2 separate regions of the Homo sapiens genome follow, and region 1 is linked to region 2. The links are chromatin loops, found by intact Hi-C in ENCODE. Cell type or tissue: natural killer cell. All regions are shown on one strand. Links, peaks and the distances in the headings refer to the core of each region. The heading gives the core; the rest is flanking DNA. Region 1 has its middle 20 kb from the start of TARS3. Region 2 has its middle 82 kb from the start of LYSMD4.

What was found. Hi-C counts contacts between places; a loop is a spot of excess contacts. Peaks named below come from ENCODE experiments on the same cell type or tissue, not always from the same donor. Only the 100,000 strongest peaks of a DNase experiment are listed, where the experiment ranks them.
Region 1: it touches region 2 in a loop (13-fold over the local background); 3 of 110 quality-filtered maps call a loop at or near these places.

What each region holds. Positions count from the first base shown.
Region 1 is chr15:101,739,589-101,749,390 of GRCh38, reverse strand. It overlaps the pseudogene UBE2Q2P13. Among named protein-coding and RNA genes, the nearest start is that of TARS3, 20 kb to the right of the region's middle. RefSeq lists a silencer at 2,602-2,972. In natural killer cell, for the core only: no CTCF peak of the experiment used is centred there; a DNase peak (open chromatin) is centred at 3,884; H3K4me3 peaks cover 212 bases.
Region 2 is chr15:99,810,057-99,819,858 of GRCh38, reverse strand. It overlaps the pseudogene LOC400464. Among named protein-coding and RNA genes, the nearest start is that of LYSMD4, 82 kb to the right of the region's middle. In natural killer cell, for the core only: no CTCF peak of the experiment used is centred there; no DNase peak of the experiment used is centred there.

The DNA of each region.
Region 1 (9,802 bases), core at 536-8,535, 1.9 Mb before region 2:
CTGACCAAAACAAGAGTAAACAGAACAAGGTGCCCCACTGAGCCAATGCCTTGAGTCCCTGGAGGTACAGTCTTGTATCTGTAGGAAATAGCCATCATACAAATCAGTCTTTTCAAATGCTCTGTCATTTGAAAGGCTGAGTCCAAAGGACATTCTCCTTTAAAACATTATAAAGTTTACTGAGGCTACCATTTATCGAGCAGTTATCATGTGCCTGATCATGTACTAGTGTACTAATTGCATGCATTATTTTATTATTTTATTTATTTACTTATTCATTTATTTGAGATAGGGTCTCTCTCTGTTTCCTGGGCGGGAGTGCAGTGGTGCAATCACAGCTCACTGCAGCCTCAAGCTCCTGGGCTCAAGTGGTCTCACCTCAGCCTCTCGAGTAGCTGGACTGTAGGCCCAAGCCACCAAGTCCAGCTAATTTTTTAAAAAAACATTTTCATAGAAATGTGGTCTGGCTTTGTTGCCCAGGCTAGTCTCAAACTCCTGGCTTCAAGCGATCCTCCTCCTTCAGCCTTATTATTGCATTTAATCGTCACCATCACCCTGTAAGAGTGGCTGGGGGTAGGTGCTCCACACAGTAGCAATGTAGCAACCTCCACTCATAGGTGACAATGAGACTCAGTGTAGTCAAGCAACTTCTCAAAGGTCACACAGCTGGAGGGTGGCTGAGCCAGGATGAAGACCTAGGACTCGAAAGCTGGTGCACCAGTAAATGAGAAAATCTCTGGGGGTTCAGGATCGCTTCCTCCCAACAAATCTTTCTCCAAAGGTTCTAAAAACAATAACAGATCCATCTTTCATAAAGCAAACAAAACTAGCAGCCCCTTCATTTTAGAGGGGGGAGGGGGGATAAAGGTTAGCTAAGCTCCAGGGCATCCCATTTTAATCCTACACATTTATCAGGCAACTGCCAGCACAGCACCCCAAACCTAAAGAACCATGCACAGCTGTCTCTGTGGGGCATGGCGTGTCCACGGACGTAAAGATTGTCCAATGTGTGTTTACAGGCCAGTGGCATCACCCTCAGTCACAGCTTAAACGGCAGCTAGGCCTGGCCTGCTAGGCACCACCGTGAGAATCTGCTGAGTTTTCCAACTAGTTTATCTACTGTTTGCAATGAAAGACGCCCTGAAAAGAAGGGGTGTGGGTGGGAAGAGTTCTGATTTGAGGTGCCCTGATCCAGCACGATCTCCTTCCCCAGTCACAGGAATCAGAGGACTCCATCTGTAAACACAGCCTCAAGCTCTGTCCCCCAACCCCCTCTTTCAACCAGGTGCCACCCTCTGCTTCTCTTCCATAGACAGCCTAGGCTGCCAGCATTCCCTTAGGATCTGTGCCCTCGGGCCTAGCTTAATTTTTTCCTCTCCAAAGAGTCATCTGTAGGGCCAGAAGCCAGCAAAGCCTAACTCATTACTGGACGGCAGTTCCTCTGCCTTTCACTGATTCCTACCTTACCCTGGGGTTTTACGTTTCTTGTCTCAACACTAACATTTCTCACTCCTCCACAAGTTGAATTGCTCACTCCAGCCAACTGAAGCATGCTCTTCTTGACACAGTTAGCTCTCGGCACATGGTCGGTGCTAAAAAAAAAATGAGCATTATGTCAATTTCATTGATCAACAAAAGTGATGCCTCCACTGCAAAGTCAAGTTGATAGTGCCTGGGCCTCTGAGTTCAAGAGCCTTCTAGACAAAGCGCTCTGAGCTGAAACATGAGCATGCACACATATGCATCTCTCTCGGTCTCATGAGATAATCTGGATACTTGGTTGTTATCCTTGAGCATTTTCCTACCTCATTAATGCACGTGTAGCCAACACAATAATTATCATAGCTAATAACGGCTAAAGCTGAGGACTTTCCTGAGCCAGGCAGTGGCTTTAAAAACTTTAATGTTTTCACAGACTCTCATTGAATAATTTCTGTTTTTCAGATCAAGAAACTGAGACTTACTATCACATTTGGGATTAAGTTTAAAAAAAAGAAAGAAACTGAGGCTTAAAGTTGTCTAGTATTTCACAGTCAGCAAATGGCAAAGTTGGAAATTGAACCAGGCAGTAGAGCCCCAGGATCCTGTGCCTTTACCCATTACCTAGTGTTGGCTACACAAAACTAGTGTGTACACAACTTCAACTATAGTTTAAGCTATAGTTTAAGTGGGTGACATATTTTTCACTACACTTTATGTAGGTGACTTTCAGTTTGGGGGTATTCTACTTATGCAATCTATTGAGGTGGATATTAACTGAGAACAAATAGAAACTAATGAACTCTGAAAAACATAAAACATGAGCAACATGATGTCACCGCAAAACACAAAACAGCCCACAGCCTTCTTGTGACTGCATTTTGCTGACAGTCCACGACCTAATAATCAACCTGAACTCAGCAGTGCTCTGTTCCCTTGGGAGACACACACACACACACTCGGGAGAAACACACACACTACAGTTGGTGGTTGTGCCGCCCTGAGCCTCCAGTAGGCGAGTGTGAGGAATGTAGGGACTAGATGGGTCGGGCAGAAAGGTGCTGGGTCAAGGGGAGGAGGGGGCAGCCGGGAGCGCGCGCACGCTCTGGACTCGTGCAACCGCCAAAACGGGTGCGCGCCGGGTTGAGGGGTGACAGGGAAGGTGGCAGGGTTGGGGCAGCCCTTTCCCAGGCGGTAGCGGGGACGGTGGTGCTGTTGTCCTTTTTCTTTTTCTTTTTTTTTTTTTTTGAGACGGAGTCTCGCTCTGTCGCCCAGGCTGGAGTGCGGTGGCGCGATCTCGGCTCACTGCAAGCTCCGCCTCCCGGGTTCGCGCCATTCTCCTGCCCCAGCCTCCCGAGTAGCTGGGACCACAGGCGCCCGCCACCGCGCCCGGCTCATTTTTTGTATTTTTAGTAGAGACGGGGTTTCCCCGTGTTAGCCAGGATGGTCTCGATCTCCTGACCTCGTGATCCGCCCGCCTCGGCCTCCCAAAGTGCTAGGATTACAGGCGTGAGCCACCGCGCCCGGCTAATTTTTTGTATTTTTAGTGGAGACGGGGTTTCCCCGTGTTAGCCGGGATGGTCTCGATCTCCTGACCTCGTGATCCGCCCGCCTCGGCCTCCCAAAGTGCTGGGATGACAGGCGGGAGCCCCCGCGCCCGGCCGCTGTTGCCCTTTTAAGCTGAGGCTTGACAGGAGCCGCCCCTCCTATCGGTGGCGTCGGTCGCAAAGGGAGCAGCCCCCGAGGCCGCCGCGCAGCTCCCCGCCGAGGCCTCGGTGCCCCTTCCCATTTTCCATCCGCGCTCCCACGAAGGTTGAGGCGGCGGGGAGAGGCGAAGCCGCGAGCGCTCGGCCGGGCGGTCCCGCTGGGTGGTCGCAGCCATGACAGCGGCTCCCCTTCCGCGCCCCTCCCGCCGGAGATGAGGGAAGATGTCCCTGTCAGGGTTAAGGCCAAGCTGAAGTTGCTGGCGTCTACCTTCCACAAGAACCAGGAGCCGCAGCCGCGGCTCACGCTCCACTGCAACAGACGGTGGGGCGCGCGGCGGCGGCCTCGCAGGGCAGGGCGGGGGCGCAGATGGGGGAGTCTCGGGACCAACGGCAGCCTAACGGGTAGAGGCCCCGGGTCCCCGCCCCTTCCTCCCTCAGCTGGCCCCGCCCCGCCCCCGGGACTGCGCGAGGCTTGGGTGGGAGGAGGCGGAGGGCGCGTCTCTCCGGCTCCTGGCGCGGGGCTGACTCGGGGGCCGCTGGCCCCTCTTGGCCGCCGTCGCCACGCACCGAGGTGGGAGCCCGCGGCGGCCGGAGCCCTCTTGGGACCCATGGTCGCCCTCAGTCAGCGGGACTGCTCCCGGGACCGCGACGGGGCGGGGCGGGGCGCTCCAGCGTCGTTTGAGCCCAGGCGCGGAAGGGAAAAGGCCTCTGAGATGCTCGCGTTTTTTGCCTGGGCGCGGTGGCGCACGCCTGTAATCCCAGCACTTTGGGAGGCCGAGGCGGGCGGATCTCCTGAGGTCAGGAGTTCGAGACCAGCGTGGCCAACATGGTCAAACCGCGTTTCTACTAAAAACTACAAAAATTAGCCGGGCGTGGTGGCAGGCGCCTTAATCCCAGCTACTTGGGAGGCAGAGGCAGGAGAATCGTTTGAACCCGGGAGGCGGAGGTTGCAGTGAGCCCAGATTAAGCCATTGCACTCAAACCTGGGGGACAAGAGCGAGACTTCTCTCAAAAAAAAAAAAAAGTTTTTTTTTCTTTTCTTTTTTTTTTTTGAGACAGTCTCATTGTCGCCCAGGCTGGAGTGCAGTGGTGGGATCTCGGCTCACTGCAGCCTATGTCTCTTGACAGTCCACGGGTTAAAGCGATTCTCCTGCCTCAGCCTCCCCAGTAGCTGGATTACAGGCCCCGCCACCAAGGCTGGTGAACTTTTGTGTTTTTAGTAGAGAGGGGGTTTCACCGTGTTGGCCAGGCTGGTCTCGAACTCCTGACCTCAAATGACCCACCTCTGCCTCCCAAAGTGCTGGGATTCCAGGCGTGAGCCACCGCGCCGGGACCCAAGGCCCTTAAGTTTTAAGGCCTCATTCTTCAGTCAGGTTTTCCCTGTTCCCGCGTGTTCGGCCAATTTTTTGTTGTTGTTTTGTTTTTGTTTTTGTTTTTGAGTCAATTTTCCAGACATCTTTAATTAGCAATATGTTTAAGTAGTTACAAGCCTTTCCTTCTTTTCTTGTGACAGTTTGGGTTGAATTTCTATCGTTTGCAGCCTGTCACTGTAAGGCACAAACATGATCACGCAAGATGCGATAGTAGATTTAAGCCAGTTGTTTTTAAGTTTGTGTTTAAGGAGAAACTAACAATGAAAACGGCCTCGTTGACGGAGGAAAAGTTGGAATGCAGCCTCTGGTGCTGTTTGAGCGATCCCTCTCCCCGGGGCCTGGCCGCGCGCTGCTGTGTTCTGGAAGGGCTCATTGTACAGTCAAGGCGGCAGGTAAGAGTCCCGTACAGGTGTCTGCCCGCTTTTCCTTTCAGGCTTCTGTGTGAGCTGTTTTTCCCCTGTAGGATGCGTCCCTGACCTCCACCCCTTCACCCTACCCAATTTGTCTTTACATGTCTGACCATCAAGGCTCTCCTGGGTCATATTCAGTTCATGCTGATATTTTCCCTTCCTCCCCTCTTTGGTCCTCACTATTTTTGCTTTGGTCATGTTATGCTATATTCTGTAGGCCTTTTTAATTTTTTTTTTATGGTGGCAGGGGAAAATATTTTATAATTATGCTTTGTGCTTTTTATCTTCCAGTCAGTAAATGCTTGGTAAATATTTGTTTTATTGAGTATATGACCCTATTCTAGCTATATCGTGCTTGAACAGAAATCTTAACTGCCTTGAAAGTTAACTGCTAAGAATTTGTCAAAAGTGCAGAGCTACATCAAGAACTTGTCATGGATAGTACAAAAAGGTCTCTAAGGGCTTGAAGGAAGTCTGTAAATTGATTTCATATGAGAGCGTAAGAAGTGAAAATGTAAAGCATGACTGGAGAGCCAGAGAGATAAAGCAAGGGTCCCTTTCTCCAGATCCTTTGTAACAGTATTATGTGATCTCTTTTAGAAATCACTCTGAAAGATAATGCCAACTCGGAACCTAGGAAACCATCCAGTGGGTTTCTGCAGGTTAGGTGGTTCAATTCCTCATCAGCACCTTTGTTTTCTCTGCCTCAGTTTGCTTACAATGATGTTCTCAGTAGCTGTAATTGCTGTCTGTCTTTGAATGCTTAAGCATTTTTTTTTAGCTCACAGCGGTATATGTGCATTTTTATTTAACCAAGTGTTAGAATTTTTACTCTGCTGTTGTGGGCTCTGGGTTAGCTACTTTGGTTGTTTAGTTGTAAAATGATTAGCAGGGAAAACTGTGTGTGAGAGAGAGAGTGTGTGTGTGTGTGTGTTTTAAGTTTCTTTTGTTGTCAGAGCACTTAGAATTTTATTTTATATGGTAATTCTGTCAGTTTACTTTATTCTCCACCCCACATTTATTGAACAGCAAAGTGTGAAAGTAATGTGTCCCATAACTAGCTTTCAGAAGAATTACAACTGCTGTATATCTGAACTTTTTCTTTTCTTTTCTTTTAAGACGGATTCTCACTCTGTCACCCAGGCTGGAGTGCAGTGGCACGATCTGGTCTCACTGCAACCTCCGCCACCCAGGTTCAAGCGATTCTCCTGCCTCAGCCTCCCGAGTAGCTGGGATTACAGGCACCTGCCACCCCACCTGGCTAAGTTTTGTGGTTTTAGTAGAGACGGGGTTCACCATCTTGGCCAGGCTGGTTTTGAACTCCTGACCTCGTGATCCACCTGCCTCTGCCTCCTAAAATGCTGGGATTACAGGCGTGAGCCACTGTGCCTGGCTGAACTTTCAAGAAGAAGTTTGTGCATCAATTTTCAAATAATTATGATATCAAAAGAGAGCTGTGTCCTACATTTGGAAAGATACAAAAACTGAACCTTCTGGCAGGCAGTTTTGCTTGCTGGAGCTTGAGATAGAGCCACACATTGGCCTCAGTGGATTTATGGAGAAAAATAGATACAGAAAGTTAATTCTAAATAAGACCAAAAAATCCTTTTCTTGAGCAGTGACAGGTAAAGAGGTTGTCTTGGTTAACCTTGAAATGTGTTGCCCTTGATCAAGACAGTTTTATGGTGGGGATGGTAGTGGAGATAAACTTGTTGGAAATTTGTCCACTTATAGTAACCTTTGTGGTAGCCATCACAGACAACTTCATCCTCACAGGCCTTAAAATTACTATAAAACTGATAGAATGGAGGAGAAACAAGGGACCTGAATAATTAGATGCTTAGATAATTGTAATGTGTTTTCATAACTGGTGAAAAACAGCAGTGTTAGAAGCACTTAAACATTCTATGTAAGGAACACTGCCTGAATTTATATTGCGGTTTTTGAGCACCATTCGCTGTTTAAAAACTGGCCTATTTTAGGTCATATTTTGAAGACAAATAGAAAACTTACCTTTTCAAGGTGGATATAAAGCTTAACCTTATCAAAATTACAAAATTTAAAGCATATGATTGAAAAATATTAATGCATAGGTTTAAATATTGGTCATCATTTTAGATGTCTTTCAAAATAGATTGTCTCTTAAATATTAAACTGAACAAACTTTGAACATGTTGTAGAGTTTGTGCTGAAGGTTAAGTTTCCTGGGGTGGTGGATCTTTTATAATATGGATAACAAAACCTTATTTTAAGAAATTTAGAAAATTTTTAGGCAAAACTAGAAAATATTACTGATAATTCTACCACTCAGAAGGTACCACTATCAGAATTTTGTATTTTTCCAGTCATCTGCTCATCTCTTTTCTCCTATGCTTGTATATGTTCCCTCTCCCTTGAAAAATCAGATTTTTTTTGTAATCTGCTTTTTCACTCAACAATATTGTAGATCCGTGTCGTAACTTACTCCTCTGCAGTGGCTTCAGTTATTGTGCGCTTTCTGTTGGATGATTATACCATCTAGCCCGTCATGTTTCCTGGTACTGAATACATAGGCTGTATGTGTGTGTGTGTGTGTGTGTTTCTACCTTAACTAATGCTTTAGACATCAATAGGTAGAGCTGAATCCTTGAAACCTTCCAAGTGGTGGCTTTCAGTTCTCATTGCTGAATTGGTTTCTAGAGATGGAACAAATTATATTATATGGAAACTTTTTTTTTGAGACAAAGTCTCACTCTTGTCACCCAGGCTGCCGTGCAATGGTGTGATCTCAGCTCACTGCAACCTCTGCCTCCCAGGTTCAAGCAATTCTCCTGCCTCAGCTGCCCAAGTAGATGGGATTACAGGTGCCTGCCACCACACCCAGCTAATTTTTGTATTTTTAGTGGAGACGGGGTTTCACCATATTGGCCAGGCTGGTCTCAAACTCCTGACCTCAGGTGATCTGTCTGCCTCGGCCTCTCAAAGTGCTGGGATTACAGATGTAAGCCCCCACACCCGGCCTTTTTTTCTTCTAGGTACCAGCTTTTATTTATCAGTTTGGTAAAAATGTTAGAAAATGGGCATTCTCACAGTTGTGGCAGAAAGTATAATTATCTTTGACTTTCTAGAAAGCAGTTTGGCTTTCTAGAAACTTGCCTAACCTCTCCCCATTTAGGCAAGATGAATTCTGACTATCCCAAGGTAGCCAGCCTTGCCCCTGTGATTCCAATCTCCCAGAAAGAGAGGGCTAGTCTCAGAGAAAACCCAGATTTTCTTGGCTTAGCCCACCTTGACAGCTAATCACTGGAAATGGGGTGGGCTGGTAAAGTCCTTTGGTTAGGTTTTGTGTCAAGAGAGGGAGGTGGAAAGATGGGAGGGAGGTAGCAAAACTGGCCTCAGTGGAACTCTGTAAGTTAATATGGAATGGCAAAGGGATGTTTCTTCCCAGGAAGAAATTCTAGGGAAGGAAGGAAAGTGGAGGGGAAGGCAGCAGTTCTCAAAGTTTTGGAATCAGGACTCCTTTATACTCTTAAAAATATATTGAGGGCCCAAGGAGCTTTGGTTTATGTAGGTTATATCTATTGGTATTTATCACTAGAAATTAAATCAGAAATATTTAAACTATTCTTTAAAAGCTCACCACATATTGTTATAAATGCTTTTATGAAAACATTTCTAAACCAAAAGTAGCACAGTCTTACATTTTTTGCAAATTTCTTTGATGTTTGGTATGTCATTTTCATCTGCATTCAATTTATTGTGTGATATTTGCTTTAAAAAACATGAACAATGTCCAATCTTATACAGATAGCCATTTTAGATCATTGTGGAGATATATATATATATTTTTTTTTAATTTTTTTTGAGATGGGGTCTTGCTGTGTTGCCCAGGCTGGAATGCAGCGGTGTGATCACAGCTCACTGCAGCCTTAGTCTCCGGGGACTCAGGTGATCCTCCCACCTCAGCCTCCAGAGTAGTTGGGACTACAGGTGTGTATCACCACACCTGGCTAATTTTTTGTATCTTTTTGTAGAGACAGGGTTTTGCCATGTTGCCTAGGCTTCTTTTTTGATACTCCATCAAAACTTGGTTTTTCTTGAACTTTGGATCTTTTACCTTTGCATGATATTACAACATCATGCATTGGTCATTTAGAAAATAATGGTTCAAGATCTTCTACATGTTGATACGTTTGATTATACAATATCAAAATACATTCATCAATATCACCATCAATCTCATCAGAATACTTTTGGAAAGCTATGGTGGATATAAGTTTTCTAAAACTAATTTTTTGTTCAAAAGCTTGAATTTTATTATTAGCAATTTTATTATTGAATTTTATTATGGCCTGCCTGTTGTTTTTCTTGAAATGACAGAATCTCATTTTTTTGAGAAAATGTCTCCCAAAAACCCAAGTTGAAATAACATTGTTTGTCAGTCATCCTTTCAAGTAAAAATGGTATTCCATTAAAGTGGTTAATTCACTTCACGACTTAGTCACACGAGGGTTTTTTCTCAGGCAGTCTGTAGAAATGCTCATGTGTACTTCCAATTTCATCACTTGAAATATTAAAAAGACATATTCAAGGATAAAAATGTAGTAAAATTTTCACTGATTCATCATAGACATTCTTTTTATTTTTGAGACAGGGCCTTATTCTGTCACCCAGGCTGGAGTGCAGTAGCATGATCACAGCTCACTGTAGCCTCCACCTTCTGGGCTCAATCAATCCTCCTGCCTCAGCCTTCTAAGTAGCTGGGACTACAGGCATACAACCACCATGTCCAGCTAAATTTTGTATTTTTTGTAAAGATAGGGTTTCACCATGTTGGCCAGGCTGGTCTCAAACT
Region 2 (9,802 bases), core at 1,203-9,202:
TCCCTAGAGGCTCCCTTTTGTTACTCTTATATCAAAATCTCACTAAATTTTCCTGCCATCTCAACTCAAAAATCATACCTACAAAGAGCTAAAGTTTTATCTTTTTGCTTTTGCAAAAACTCTGTGCGAGCTATGAGAGTGTAAGCTTTATAGTTATATACAGATGTTTTTATTTATAATATTTCTCCTGCAAAACAGGATTAGAGAAAGTGAACCAAAAAGAACATGTAATAAGATGAATAATGAATAGAAAAATAAATTGCTCTAAAGACAAAGTAAAGGAAACTATAAAAGGGAGATGACTAGAACTATTTAGCAAGAAGAGACCTCATTCTTTCCATCAAATAGTGTGGTGTAATTTGCACAATGCACCCAATGGTTAATGAACACATATTTGTTGAGGATATCATTAATAAATAATACAACCAATGAAAAACTAATACAAAATATTTTTACTCTGCAGGAAGTAACTATTAGGTAGGTATTGTAAATTCTAACTTTAAAAGGTAGAGGAAAATATATATTGATCTGACTCATAAATTCAACAGGAAGACACAGAGTAACAATTACTGCAGGTGAATTTCAGCTCTCAGTCTATCTACCAACCAGTGTCACCAGGAACCTTCTTCAGACCCATGTATCCAACTGCGTATTTATCTTTTGCACCTGAATATCCCTCAGATATCTCCATTTAATTCATCTTCTTCCTCCAAACTGGACAGTATCCAAGCAGATCCAGAGAACTGTGAAGAGCTATTCTAGTCTCCGCCCTCTCCCCTGTTGCTGATCCAGTTAAGAGGGCCAAAGAATGTAGTTGAGAGGACATCAGCTCTGTATCTAGTAGCATTTAGTTTTAACCTCATCCCTTCACTTAAAATTGGCATGGCCTTCAGTAAGCGATTTAACTCCTCTGAATATCAACTGATAAAAGTAAAAATAAAAAAATTTACAAAATTAATTGTAGTGAGGATTAAAATATCATGTTTGGTACATCATGAGCTCTCGATAAACAGTTGTAGTATTGTTATTCAAACTGGTACACAGGCCTATCACTTCTCTTTCCTTTTAGATCTGTTTTTTTTTTTTTTCCTTCTGTTCTCACCTCTGAATGTCCCAACCCAATCTCTCTTCCTCTATCACCTTTTTAGGAAATCCATCCCCACCCCACTCACCCCACCACTCCTCACACTCCTTTCTCTCCTACCCTGGCCTCCACCACAGCTCCTCCATCCCCACCTGTAATCCAGCCTCTAAACCACTATCAGGGCTGCGGTTCTGAAGTGCAAATCTCATCATGTTGTACCTTATAATATCTTTGAATGACACCTATTTGTCTCATGATAAATTCTAAACTCTTTAGTTTTATGTGGACCATGACCATTTTTTATCTGACCCTGTCTGTCTCTCCCTAATTCTCATTTCTCTCCACCAAATACTCCACCCTTGTACTGAACAACGTGCCTCTACTTTCATCTCTTCATACTTATATTTTTTCCTTGATCCTTAACTTTGCTCACAATGTTCCTGCCATCTGGAATAGCATTTTCCCTACTGGCCTGGAAAATTTGACTATTCCTTTGTGGCGGAATTCAGTTTTCACTCCCCCGTGAGTGACCTTCTTAGGACAAATTGACAGTATCTTATATTGTAGTCCCACAGTCCAATAGGCAGTCTTCAAGTGTCCAATATGACAGTGCATGATATTTGTTGTTTATATGCCTATTTCCCCCACTGGCTTTGAGAAACTTGAGAGATTGTTGTAACCATTTGTATCTACAGTGTCTAGCAGAGCATGCATCTATTTGTGTTTTGAATGAGTGAGTGAATTAATGAATGATGAGAAAGCAATGACCTATGTTTTCTCTCTACCTCTTACACGAGATTATAAATAGACTGATTCAACTGAAGATTCCAGGTCCTATTCCTTTTGCTGTTGTTATCGTATACGTTAGCAAAAAGCTTCATCCTTTCCAAAAATTTCTTCAGTGGTAGCAATAAATTCAGTGTCTTCTGGAAGCAACATTGTGCTCTCTTTCTCTCTCTCTCTCTGATTTGCCTATTGCTACTTTGCATAGTATGTGTTTATGACTTTATCATTCGTTACAGTACATGTAATAGGAGCCCTGCTATTTCTTCATAAGTGGTTATGAAAAAATATTCATACTTGCTTATGTTTTGTGAACATCTATATGTGGTGGAGCATATGTTATTATAATCTTACTTTAAGTGGAAATACAGTTTAAAGGATTTTCTCTTACTGTTCTTAATGTAAAGCTTCTAAATTAGATATACAAAAGCGCTCATCTAGAAGCTAATGGAACCACAAGCAAAACACAGAAAAAGGCTTACCGAGAACAAATTATAACAAACAAATGTTAGTTTTATTGCAATAGAATTACTGAATTAGTACATGATGGAACAAAAGATCTATAACAAGTTTAGATGTCAGTAATTTATTGGACATGGATTGTATGTACTGTACCCACAAAATTCTATCAAATTGTTTCTATTTCAAGAAATTTTCAGTTTATTCATGTTCAACACAAAAGTTAATTATACATGAAATATAAACTGAATGGAAAACATTGGCATTGTATTTCCTGGCTTTCTGGGAAGAATGTGGTAGTAAGGTTAACATGGAAATGCAAGAGAAAGCTCTTGCCTCCTCTCCTTGTTCCCAGGATAGGACAAAATACACATGGCCAAGAATGAGAAAAGTAGGACAGAACCCAATGTAGTCAAGAGAGTTATGACCCTGAGGTGTGAGGTAAGATCTGGCCCTGGGAATGTTGACTGACACTGCAATATTTAGTGTCTAGACTGGAATGATTAGCTATGAAGTGGGTTAACTTGGAGTCTTTAGAGATGGCGCTATTCCCAGAAAGATAAATGAGATCCAGTCCTAGGACAAAAGGACAAACATCATTGGTCGGAAAAAGAAAAAATGACTTAGAAAAAGAGAGAAAGAGAAACCAAATGTAGAGGAGAAGAAGAAATCCCAAGGATGGAGACCAAAGGGTTTCCCAGACAGTCTGTTCCTTGGGAATGTGAGTTACACAGCAGCCTGGAAGATGATGTTACTTCCAAGCCCATGATTCTGTCTCCATGACTTAGGACACTAGTCACAAAGAAATAGAACATACCTTTCCCTTTCTAGATATCATTGTCAGTTGAAGAACTGCTACTCATGGCCTGCTAGAGTGAAACTCATTGGTTCTAGGAATGAATGAAATTGGACCTGCTGGAGGCTTTTAATTATTATGTGGGCATCAGAACTGATGAGGATTGATGTGGGTGTTATTTCAATAAAGTGTTACAAACAATTCATATATGAAAAATTTACTTTTTCTTAATTTATAAATACGCTAATATAGTATTTCAATGTTGTTATTCAAATTAAAGACCATGTGAGTTCTTAGACACAATCTCTCACTGTGTATTAATTGCAATAAGACATTGCAATAACCACATATATATTATATATATATATAAATTAATAGACATTACTTTTTGAGCTGTTTTAGGTTTACAGACGGTATTAGTGAAAATTAAAGTGCGTGTCCATAGACTCTCTCACCCCACCCCCATTTCTCCTATTTTTAACATCTTATGGTATTTTTAACATTAGCATGTTACATTTGTTACAAGTGATAAGCCAATGTTGATAAATTATTTTTATCTAAAGTTCATAATTATATTAGGGTTCACTCTTTGTGGTGTCCATTTTATGGATTTTAACAGGGTGTAATAAGATGTACCCACCATGACAATGTTACACAGAATAATAGTTTCACTGCCTTAAAAATCCCCTGGGCTCTACCTAGTTATTCCTCCTTTCTTTCCTCCCCAGGAACCCCTGGAAATGACTGATCTTTTTACCGTCTCCACAGTTTTGCCTTTTTCAAAATGTCATATACTTGAAACCACATAGTGTGTAGGCTTTCATATTGGCTTCTTTCACTCAGTAATATGCATTTAAGGTTCTTCCATGCCTTTTTGTGGCTTGATAGCTCTTTTTCTATACAGAACTGATTAATATTCCATTGTATGGCTACACCATAGAGTATTGGTCCATTTGCCTGTTGAAAGGTATCTTGGTTGTTTGTTTTGGTAATTATGAATAACACTGCTACAAACATTTGTGTGCATGTTTTATGTGGGCATAAGTTTTCAACTCATTTGGCAAATACCAAGGAGCACAATTATGGAATCATAGGCTAAGAGTGTGCTTTGTTTCATAAGAAACTGCTAAGCTGTCTTCCAAAGTGGATGTTCCATTTCGCATCCCCACTAGCAATGAGTAAGTTATTTCTGCTCATTGTTTTTACCAGCTCTCAGTAGTGTTGGTATTTTGGATTTTGGCCATTATAATAGCTATGCAGTGGCATCTCATTGTTTGAGTTTGCAATTTTCTAATGACATATGATATTGAGCATCTTTTCATGTGCTTATTTACCATTAGTAATATGTTGCCATCAGTAACTTTCCTTTCCCTTTCCATTGCCGCTGAGATCCAGCACTTTTTTTTTTTTTTGAGACACAGTCTCACTCTGTCACCCATGCTGGAGTGTAGTGGTGCAATCTCAGCTCACTGCAACCTCCACCTCCCAGGTTCAAGTGATTCTCCCTGCCTCAGCCTCCTGAGTAGCTAGGATTGTAGGCACCCGCCACCACGCCTGGCTAATTTTTTTTTTTTTTTTTTTTTTAATAGAGAGGGGCTTTCGCCATGTTGGCAGGGCTGGTCTTGAACTCCTAACCTCAGATGATCTGCCCTCCTCAGCCTCCCAAAGTGCTGGGATTACAGGCATGAGCCACCGCACCCGGCCATATCCAGTATTTCTTAATGGAAACTAAAACTTCACCAGTTACCACATTTTTCCCCATATATTTGTAATAAGTTCCAATGTCTGATAAGGCAAGTCCAACCCTCTGCATTTTTAAAAATTAATCAAGTTATTTATTAAAAATATTCTATGCACGTTTTAGAATCAAATATTTTATTAAAATCAATGATCATATTAGATTTATTGGAAAAATAATGTAATTTAATATTAAGTTATCACATTCATGAACATGATAATTTTCTACTTATTTGGATTTCCTTTAAGATCAATTCCTAAAATTTTCTATATAGATGGTTTTAGGGTTTTTTTTTTGTAGCTTAACTACAAGATACTTTGTAGTGTCTGAATTTTTATTACAGTTTTACACCTTCAATTCAATTATTGCTGATATGGATGAACTTTTTTTTCAGAATCTATTTTAGATTTAGTGGGTACATATGCAGGTTTGTTACTGCATATGGGATACTGCTTGATGCTCAGATTTGGAGTACAAATGTATCGATTAACCAGATGGTGAACATAGCATGCAATACTTTTTCAACCCTTGTCCTTCTCCTTCCATCCCTCATCTAATAGTCTGTTACTTTGTACTGTTTGCTATTATAAATTGGGGGGAAGCCATTATTATTATATATTAGCTTCAGAACAACTAGATTCAAGTCACAAAAACAATTTCGCACAAACAACTTTAGGAAACACTGCTTTGAAAACAGTAATCTGAATTATACCTGAAGCCACAGAAGCCAAATATTTACTAAAGGTTCTTTTAAGAAAAACAAGTTGGCCGGGCACGGTGGCTCACGCCTATAATCCCAGCACTTTGGGAGGCCAGGGTGGGTGGATCACGAGGTCAGGAGATTGAGACCACCCTGGCCAACATGGTGAAACCCTGTCTCTACTAAAATAAAATATAAAAATTAGCCGGGCATGGTGGCACGAGCCTGTAGTCCCAGCTACTCAGGAGGCTGACGCAGGGGAATGGCTTGAACCAGGGAGGCGGAGGTTGCAGTGAGCTGAGACTGCACCACTGCACTCCAGCCTGGTGACAGAGCAAGACTTTGTCTCAAAAAAAAAAAAAGAAAAAAACAAGTTGTATGGAAGGAGGACATCATTAACAGTATATCTCTTCAATAATGGTTTATTTTACTATTCTCATTCTTCTCATTCCTCTCTTACTATGTCCCAAATCCCTTCACAGGCTAAAAGAAACTCTTCAGAATTAATCCTATTCATAAAGAACACCACTTACTGAGTATTGCATTTTCTTCTTCAAATTCTTCAGCATACATTGGGAATACACCCTATGGACCATTTTTATGCTTTTAGTTTTGGGTTTTTTTTTTTTTTTGGCTAAAGAAACTGCAAAAAAAGATTTAGGACCTCATTCTATTAGGTTAGTATTTATCTAGTAAACTTCAGCATAAGCTAAATAAAATACATGTTGTTGCTCTGGACTGAAACCCCTCAAAACCATATTGTAAAAATTACAAAAAAAATTAACTGAAATCATGTTTTTAAAAATCTTGTAGATGACAAGATATGATATATAGTAGGTTTAAGTACCTATTTCAACGGTTCCCAAAGTGGGGCCCTCAGACGCCCAGGTCCAAACTATTTTAACGTGAATACTAACATGGTGACATTTGCTGTAACGGTGCAAATACAATAGTGGGTAAAAATGCTGGTACTTCAGCACAAACAAAGGCAGTAACACCAAACTAGTCATGGTATTCTTCACTATGCACAGGAAAGGTTTAAAAAGGAAGGGCAGGCTGGGCATGGTGTCTCACGCCTGTGACCCCAGCACTTTGGGAAGCCGAGGCAGGTGGATCACTTGAGGTCAGGAGTTTGAGACCAGTCTGGCCAACATGGTGAAACTCCATCTCTACAAAAAGTACAAAATTTAGCTGGACATGGTGGTTGCATACCTGTAGTCCCAGCTACTTGGAAGGCTGAGGTAGGAGGATTGAGCCCAGAAGGTGGAGGCTACCGTGAGCTGTGATCATGCTACTGCACTCCAGCATGGGTGACAGAAGAAGGCCCTGTTGGAAAATAAAAAGAATGTCTATGATGAAGCAGTGAAAATTGTACTACATCTTCATCCTTGAATATATCTTTTTAATATTTCAAGTGATGAAATTGGAAGTACACATGAGCATTTCTACAGACTGCCTGAGAAAAAACCCTCATGTGACTAAGTTGTGAAGTGAATTAACCACTTTAATGGAATACCATTTTTACTTGAAAGGATGACTGACAAACAATGTTATTTCAACTTGGGTTTTTGGGAGACATTTTCTCAAAAAATGAGATTTTGTCAATTCAAGAAAAACAACAGACAGGCCATAATAAAATTCAATAATAAAATTCAAGCTTTTGAACAAAAAATTAGAATTTTAGAAAACTTATATACACCATAGCTTTCCAAAAGTATTCTGATGAGATTGATGGTGATATTGATGAATGTATTTTGATATTATATAATCAAATGTATCAACACGTAGAAGATCTTGGTGAACCATTATTTTCTAAATGACCAATGCACGATGTTATAATATCATGCAAGGGTAAAAGATCCAAAGTTCAAGAAAAACCAAGTTTTGATGGAGTATCAAAAAAGAAGCCTAGGCAACATGGCAAAACCTTGTCTCTATAAAAAGATAGAAAAAATTAGCCAGGTGTGGTGATACACACCTGTAGTCCCAACTACTCTGGAGGCTGAGGTGGGAGAATCACCTGAGTCCCCAGAGACTGAGACTGCAGTGAGCTGTGATTACACCACTGCATTCCAGCCTGGGCAACAGAGCAAGACCCCATCTAAAAAATATATATATATTATTTTATATATATATATATATATATATCTCCACAATAATCTAAAATGGCTATCTGTATGAGATTGGACATTGTTCACATTTTTTCAAGCAAATATCACACAATAAATTGAATGCAGATGAAAACGACATACCAAACATCAAAGAAATTTGCAAAAAACGTAAGACTGTGCTACTTTGGGTTTAGAAATGTTTTCATAAAAGCATTTATAACAATATGTGATGAGCTTTTAAAGAATAGTTTAAATATTTCTGATTTAATTTCTAGTGATAAATACCAATAGATATAACCTACATAAACCAAAGCTCCTTGGGCCCTCAATATATTTTTAAGAGTATAAAGGAGTCCTGATTCCAAAACTTTGAGAACTGCTGCCTTCCCCTCCACTTACCTTCCTTCCCTAGAACTTCTTCCTTGGAAGAAACATCCCTTTGCCATTCCATATTAACTTACAGAGTTCCACTGAGGCCGGTTTTGCTACCTCCCTCCCATCTTTCCACCTCCCTCTCTTGACACAAAATCTGACCAGCCCACCCGATTTCCAGTGATTAGCTGTCAAGGTGGGCTAAGCCAAGAAAATGTGGGTTTTCCCTGAGACTAAACCTCTCTTTCTGGGAGATCTGGAATCACAGGGACAAGGTTGGCCACCTTGGGGTAGTCAGAATTCATCTTGCCTAAATGCGGAGAGGTTAGGCAAGTTTCTAGAAAGCCAAACTGCTTTCTAGAAAGTCAAAGATAATTATACTTTGTGCCATGACTGTGAGACTGCCCATTTTATTGCACACTTTCTAACATTCTTACCAAACTGATAAATACAAGCTGGTACCTAGAAGAAAAAAAGGCCGGGCATGGTGGCTCACACCTGTAATCCCAGCATTTTGGGAGGCCAAAGCAGGTGGATCACCTGAGGTCAGGAGTTCGAGATCAGCCTGGCCAACATGGTGAAACCCCATCTCTACTAAAACTAGAAAAATTAGCCGGCGTGGTGGCAGGCACCTGTAATCCCAGCTACTTGGGAGGCTGAGGCAGGAGAATCGCTTGAACCCAGGAGGCAGATGTTGCAGTGAGCTGAGATCATGCCATTGCACTCCAGCCTGGGTGACAAGAGCAAGACTAAGTCTCAAAAAAAAAAACAAAAAAAACTTTCCATACAATATAATTTGTTCCATCTCTAGAAACCAATTCAGCAATGAGAACTGAAAGCCACCACTTGGAAGGTTTCAAGTATTCAGCTCTACCTATTGATGTCTAAAGCATTAGTTAAGGTAGAAACACACACACACACACACACATACAGCCTATGTATTCAGTACCAGGAAACATGACTGACTAGATGGTATAATCATCTAACAGAAAGTGTACAATAACTGAAGCCACTGCAGAGGAGTAAGTTATGACACGGATCTACAATATTGTTGAGTGAAAAAGCAGATTACAAGAAAAATCTGATTTTTCAAGGGAGAGGGAACATATACAAACACAGGAGAAAAGAGATGCGCAGATGACTGAAAAAATACAAAATTCTGATAGTGGTACCTTCTGAGTGGTAGAATTATCAGTAATATTTTCTAGTTTTGCCTAAAAATTTTCTAAATTTCTTAAAATAAGAAGGTTTTGTTATCCATATTATAAAATATCCACCACCACCACCACAGGAAACTTAACCTTCAGCACAAACTCTACAACATGTTCAAAGTTTGTTCAGTTTAATATTTAAAAGACAATCTATTTTGAAAGACATCTAAAATGATGACCAATATTTAAACCTATGCATTAATATTTTTCAATCATATTTTTTAAATTTTGTAATTTTGATAAGGTTAAGCTTTATATCAATCTTGAAAAGATAAGTTTTCTATTTGTCTTTAAAATATGACCTACAATATGCCAGTTTTTAAACAGTGAATGGTGCTCAAAAATCACAATATAAATTCAGGCAGTGTTCCTTACATAGAATGTTTAAGTGCTTCTAACACTGCTGTTTTTCACCAGTTATGAAAACACATTACAATTATCTAAGCATCTAATTATTCAGGTCCCTTGTTTCTCCTCCATTCTATTAGTTTTACAGTAATTTTAAGGTCTGTGAGGATGAAGTTGTCTGTGACAGCCACCACAAAGGT